Regions from separate parts of the Homo sapiens genome. Here region 2 is linked to region 1. A link is a loop called in an ENCODE intact Hi-C map of the cell type or tissue named here. Cell type or tissue: heart left ventricle. All regions are shown on one strand. Links, peaks and the distances in the headings refer to the core of each region. The heading gives the core; the rest is flanking DNA.

Region 1 (2,909 bases), core at 1-2,500:
TCCTTGATTTGATACGTGATGGGTATTCTCCTAAAGAATTAAAATTTATCAGAAAAATCAGTGTTATGAGATCATCTCAATGTAAAACAAAACCTGAGGGAGAGGTTAAAGTTTTCTGTCAGAAAAATAGCCTTCATTAATGAAGATAATGATTTTATTTATAAATTTATGGTAAAATGCAGTTCAGTATTTATTTTTTAAAATTAATTCCAGATGTGATAGTATAAATGTTTTTTTAAATGAAGACTAATCCATATGGCAGCCTCTGATGTTCTTGATCATTTAAAAGTACTAGCTGAGCCTGGAGTTTTAACGCATTTCTTTGTGATCTTTATGGTTTTGGTCTTTATTATTAATATGTTAAAAATTACAAGGTACAGCGGCACATGGCTATAGTCCTAGCTACTCAGGAGGCTGAGGCAAGAGGATCACTTGTGTCCAGAAGTTAAAGTTCAGCCTGGGACAACATAGCAAGATCCCTGTTTCTAATAAATGAATGAAAATGAATGGTCTAAAACTTTTGTTTGTTTTTGAGACAGTCTCACTCTGTTGCCCAGGCTGGAGTACAGTAGCGTGATCTCGGCTCACTGCAACCTCCGCCTCCCAGGTTCAGGCGATTCTCCTGCCTCAGCCTCCTGAGTAGCTGGGACCACGGATGCATGTACCACCCTGCCAGCTAATTTTTATATTTTTAGTAGAAACAAGGTTTTGCCATGTTGGCCAGGCTGCTCTCAAACTCATGGCCTCAAGTGATCCGACCACCTCAGCTTCCCAAAGTTCTGGGATTACAGGTGTGAGCCACTGTGCCTGGCTTCACATTGATTTTGACAGAGGCATTCCTATCATGTATTTTTAAAACTACATGTCAATAAACAAAGGAGGCAGTTTCCTCTCCCTCTACCCCCATCCCACTTATTTTTCTAAATGAATCTTCTCTTGTGAGTTCTCTTTATTTTGATTGGCCCATTGCATTTTGAGATTCTGTTTACTGCCCTCTGGTGGTGGTTACATGCTGTATGTCATAAATTTGATTCTGGTGTGGTGGCTCACGCCTGTAATCCCAGCACTTTGGGAAGTCAAGGCAGGAGGATCACTTGAGCCCAGGAGTTTGAGCAACATAGCGAGACCCCGTCTCTACAGAAAACTTTTTTTTTTTTTTTAAACTCACCACTATACTAATGACGGAAAAAATTTTCAAAAACTTAGCTAGGTGTGGTGGTACACTCCTGTAGTCCCAGCCACTAGGGAGACTGAGACAGGAAGATTGCTTGATCCCAGGAGTTCAAAGCTGCAGTGAGCTATGATTGTTCCACTGCACTCCAGCCTGGGTGACAGAATGAGACCCTGTCTTGAAATAAATAAATATTCCCTAATCCAGATCAAAAAAATAAATAAGTAAATTTGGTTTTGGTTGGATTTGTAAAAGTTAAATTAAATAGTGATTACAGAAATCTTGAAAAGTAAATTTATTATCTGTTGGTTTTATGAAAACTGAGTCCTAACCTAAATAGAGACTTCTGTTCTTACATTATCTGAGTCCTTCCTGTGTAGCATAGGTATGGTGTGAAAGACTTGTGTATTTCAACAGATAAAAACAAATTGGGCTGGGCGCAGTGGCTCACGCCTGTAATTCCAGCACTTTGGGAGGCCGAGGTGGGCCGATCGATCATCTGAGGTTAGGAGTTCAAGACCAGCCTGCCCAACATGGCAAAACCCCATCTCTACTAAAAATACAAAAATTAGCCACATGTGGTGGTGCGTGCCTGTAATCACATCTACTTGGGAGGCTGAGGCAGGAGATTCGCTTGAACCCGGGAGGCGGAGGTTGCAGTGACCCAAGATTGCACCACGGTACTCCAGCCTGGGTGACAGAGCCAGACTCCGTCTGAAAACAAACAAAAAACCAAAATGCAACAAAAAAATTGGAAATATATATCATTATTAGATAGAAGCCATTTAAAGTCCATACCTAACTTCTTGTGTGGGAAACTTAATTTTTATTATGTTTTCTGTAGACTAAAAAAAGTGGTAAACCTGGGCCATTCTTGCTGTCTGGATCCAGAGACAAGACTATTAAGATGTGGGATGTCAGTACTGGCATGTGCCTTATGACCCTCGTAAGTTTGCATAATCTTACCATTTCTTTTGCATCTTCACTGTTTATACCTTTTTGGATTAATGCTTTATGATATCTTAAATAATCTGAATTATTCTGGGCTTTAAAATAACTTCTTTATAAAGATAGTTTTCCTTTAGCTTTTGTTGTTGTTATAGTGATGTGAAAGTTATTTCTCTAGAATGCAGATTCTATAAAGAATCTGTAGAGCCAGTCGGTGTTTGAGGGGGAGATGCTGCTAGCTCACTGTATCTTTAAAAATTGTGTAATATCTCGGCCGGGCGCGGTGGCTTACGCCTGTAATCCCAGCACTTTGGGAGGCCGAGGCGGGTGGATCACGAGGTCAGGAGATCGAGCTAACTTGGGGAAATCCCGTCTCTACCAAAAAATACAAAAAATTAGCTGGGCGTGGTGGCGGGCGCCTGTAGTCCCAGCTACTCGGGAGGCTGAGGCAGGAGAATGGCGTGAACCCGGGAGGTGGAGCTTGCAGTGAGCCGAGATTGTGCCACTGCACTCCAGCCTGGGCGACAGAGTGAGACTCCATCTCAAAAAAAATAAAATAAAACAAATGTGTAATATCTCTTACGGAGAAAAAGCAGCATTCTTAGAGACCTGTTCACTGTTGAAGATGTTTGTTTCTCTGTTTCACTTTATTTATATGAATCCTTTTAACTGTTATACCTCCTTGCTCACATGATCTAGTTTATTTGGCTTATTTAGGAGCATCTGTATTTCCATAGAAAGATATGTCAATACTAGTAAGGGATTGTGGACATTCCTATGTGCCTAAAGG
Region 2 (2,909 bases), core at 122-2,621, 62 kb before region 1:
AAATGTGCCATTTTGGGAAAATGGCACTTTTTTTTTTTTTTTTGAGACTGAGTCTCATCGCCCAGGCTGGAGTGCAGTGGCATGATCTCCACTCACTGCAACCTCCGCCTCGTGGGTTCGAGTGATTCTCCTGCCTCAGTCTCCCAAGTAGCTAGGACTACAGGCGCGCACCACCACGCCTGGCTAATTTTTTGTATTTTTTTTAGTAGAGACGAGGTTTTGCCATGTTGGCCAGGCTGGTCTCAAACTACCGACCTCAGGTGATCTGCCCGCCTCAGCCTCCCAAAGTGCTGGGATTAAAGGTGTGAGCCACCATGCCCGGCCGTATCTTCCCGACAATCTTGTGAAATAGATACTACTATTAAAAGTAGCTGTATCAGATAATTTCTAGATGTAAGAGGGTTCGCCAACTATAGCTAGCAAGTCAAATCCTGCTGTTTTTATTTTGAGAAGGGGACTCTGTCCCCCAAGCTGGAGTCCAGTGGCCTGAACACGGCTTCTCTGTAGCCTTGACTTCCTAGGCTCAAGCAATCCTCCTGCCCCAGCCTCCTACGTAGCTGGGATCACAAGATGCGCACCACTACGCCTGGCTGTTTTTGATTTTTTGTAGAGGTGGGGATCTCACTTTTTTGCCCAGGCTGGTCTCAGACTCCTGGGCTCAAGTGATCCTCCTGCCTCGGCCTCCACAAGTGCTGAGATTACTGGTGTGAGCCAGCATGCCCGGCCTGCCACCTGATTTTGTACCATAAGCCTAAAAATGTTTGTTGTTTGTTTTTTCAATTTTTAGTGGTCGAAAAATCAAAATAAAATGTTTTGTAAAATAATTTTATAAAATCCATTTGATAAATTAATAATTTGTAAAAAAAAAAAAAAAAAAGGTGAAATTCAAATTTTAGTGTCCATAAAGTTTTGTTGGAACAAAACCATATCTTTTTCTTTCTTTTTTTTTCACATTTTCCTTTAAAATTTTGTTTTTGTTTTTGTTTGCATCCAAAACTGAAAGAAAGAATGCAAGCTGTGGGAGGCAGGCCATTGCATCAAGTGGTGGCTCCTGGGAGTTTGTGTGGCCCCACCCCCCACCCACCCCTGGCCACTTCAGCACAGAGGCTGGGAAGGGTCTGGGGGCCCTGGAAGCAGAGCCAAGGTCCCATTTTCTTGCTTGGGCGAAGCTCAGCCGGCAGGGCCGTGGCCCCCTTCATAGGGGGAGGTGGCTGTCATGGGGGACAAGGGCTGCTGCTCTCCTGTGCTGAGTTCCCTCTCTGGGGCCCGCAGTGTTGGTGGCTGCAGCGGCAGAGCCATGGGGAAGCTGGCCATGTAGAAGATGTGGCCCAGGCGCCTGGCCACCTGGGCCTGGGTCTTGAGGGCAGGCCCCAGCTTCAACCCCGTGGTGGTCAGCGGGTGCTCCCCCGTCAGCAGTGGCAGGGTCTCCCCTTCGATCCCCTGCTCCCTGAAGACCTGAGTATACTCTCCACAGCCAGACAGCCGCCCCTCCGCGAAGCTGCAGACATCATCCATGGTCCACTTGCTGACGTCCTCAAGGGCTGGGGCCTCCTCCCCATCCACAGAGAGTCCCCCTGTGGCGCTGGGCCAGGTTCTGCTTCTGCAGGAGCTCCTGATGCCGGGCGAGCATCTCCACTCGGGCAGGGGCAGGAATCCGTAGCCTGGGATCTGGCACAGAGGTGAGGGCACTCCCAGAAAGGGGGGCCTGAAATGGGGGCCCAGGGTGATGTGAGGGGCATTCTGGGGCGACAGCAAGAGGGGGCGGCTGTGGCAGCTCCTTGTCAACAGTAGCGCAATGAGCGGCCTCTTTATATATTATATATTGTTTATATATTGGGTTTTTTTTTTTTTTTTTTTTTGAGACGTGGGTCTGGCTCTGTCGCCCAGGGTGGAGTGCAGTGATGTGATCACAGTTCACTGCTGCAGCCTCAACCTCCCAGGCTCAAGCTATCCTCCCACCTTAGCCTCCTGAGTAGCTGGGACCGCAGGTGTGTGCCACCATTCCTGGCTAATTTTTAAATTTGTGGTAGAATGAGGTCTTGCTGTTTTGCCCAGGCTGATCTCAAACTCCTGAGCTCAAGGGATCCTCATGCCTCAGCCTCCCAAAGTGCTGGATTAGTGAGCCGTGGCACTTACCTAGCCAGTATATTGTTTATTGTTGCTTTCTTACTGCAGTGGCAGAAGAGTTGCTACAGAATCTGAATGGCCCACAAAACCTAAAATACTTACTATCTTTGCAGAGTTTGCTGACCCCTGGTCTAGATACAAAGGGGAGAGAACATAAGATAGAAAGCAGCAAACTTAATATAGATGCAAAGAATGTGTCTGTATTACAACATCCCAGGAAGACTAGATAGTTATATAATGAACAAGGCAACTGTGTTTTCTTCTTGAAGGATTTTTAAAGACGACTTTTATAAAAGCTCTGTTGCCTAGGCGGGAGTGCAGTGGTGTCATCATGGCTCACCAAAGCCTTGAACTCCTGGGCTCAAGTGATCCTCCCACCTTAGCCTCCTGAGTAGCTAGGACTACAGGCACATGCCACCATGCATGGCTAGATTTTATAATTTTTTCTTTTCTTTTTTTTTAGAGATGAGTCTTGCTGCGTTGCCCAGGCCGGTGTTAAACTTCTGGCCTCAAGCAATCCTCCCACCTCAGCCTCCAAAGGGGCAAAGATTATAGTGCACCACCATTGCAGGCCAACATTAAAGTAAATTTAAAGGAAAAAAGTGACCCACAATCTTGAAAATCATACGAAAACAGTCAATGTTTGTCCTCACATTCCTTCCCACTATTTGTGGCATATGCAGTTGGCCGTCCATATCCATGGGTTTTGTACTGTGGATTCAACCAACTCCAGATTGAAACTATTCAGACAAAATGATAGTTGTGTCAGTACTGAACATGCA

The links. Peaks named below come from ENCODE experiments on the same cell type or tissue, not always from the same donor. Only the 100,000 strongest peaks of a DNase experiment are listed, where the experiment ranks them.
Region 2: a loop joins it to region 1, with 2.0 times the contacts of the local background. A loop is called at or near these places in 9 of 110 quality-filtered maps.

What each region holds. Positions count from the first base shown.
Region 1 is chr17:2,674,490-2,677,398 of GRCh38, forward strand. PAFAH1B1 (platelet activating factor acetylhydrolase 1b regulatory subunit 1) reads left to right here. Exons shown (of 11, transcript NM_000430.4): 9 at 2,016-2,117. Among named protein-coding and RNA genes, the nearest start is that of MIR6776, 17 kb to the right of the region's middle. In heart left ventricle, for the core only: a CTCF peak has its summit at 1,015 (motif pointing left); no DNase peak of the experiment used is centred there.
Region 2 is chr17:2,612,184-2,615,092 of GRCh38, forward strand. The region is part of intron 1 of PAFAH1B1 (platelet activating factor acetylhydrolase 1b regulatory subunit 1); the gene reads left to right. It also overlaps the pseudogene SAMD11P1. Among named protein-coding and RNA genes, the nearest start is that of PAFAH1B1, 20 kb to the left of the region's middle. In heart left ventricle, for the core only: no CTCF peak of the experiment used is centred there; a DNase peak (open chromatin) is centred at 1,600.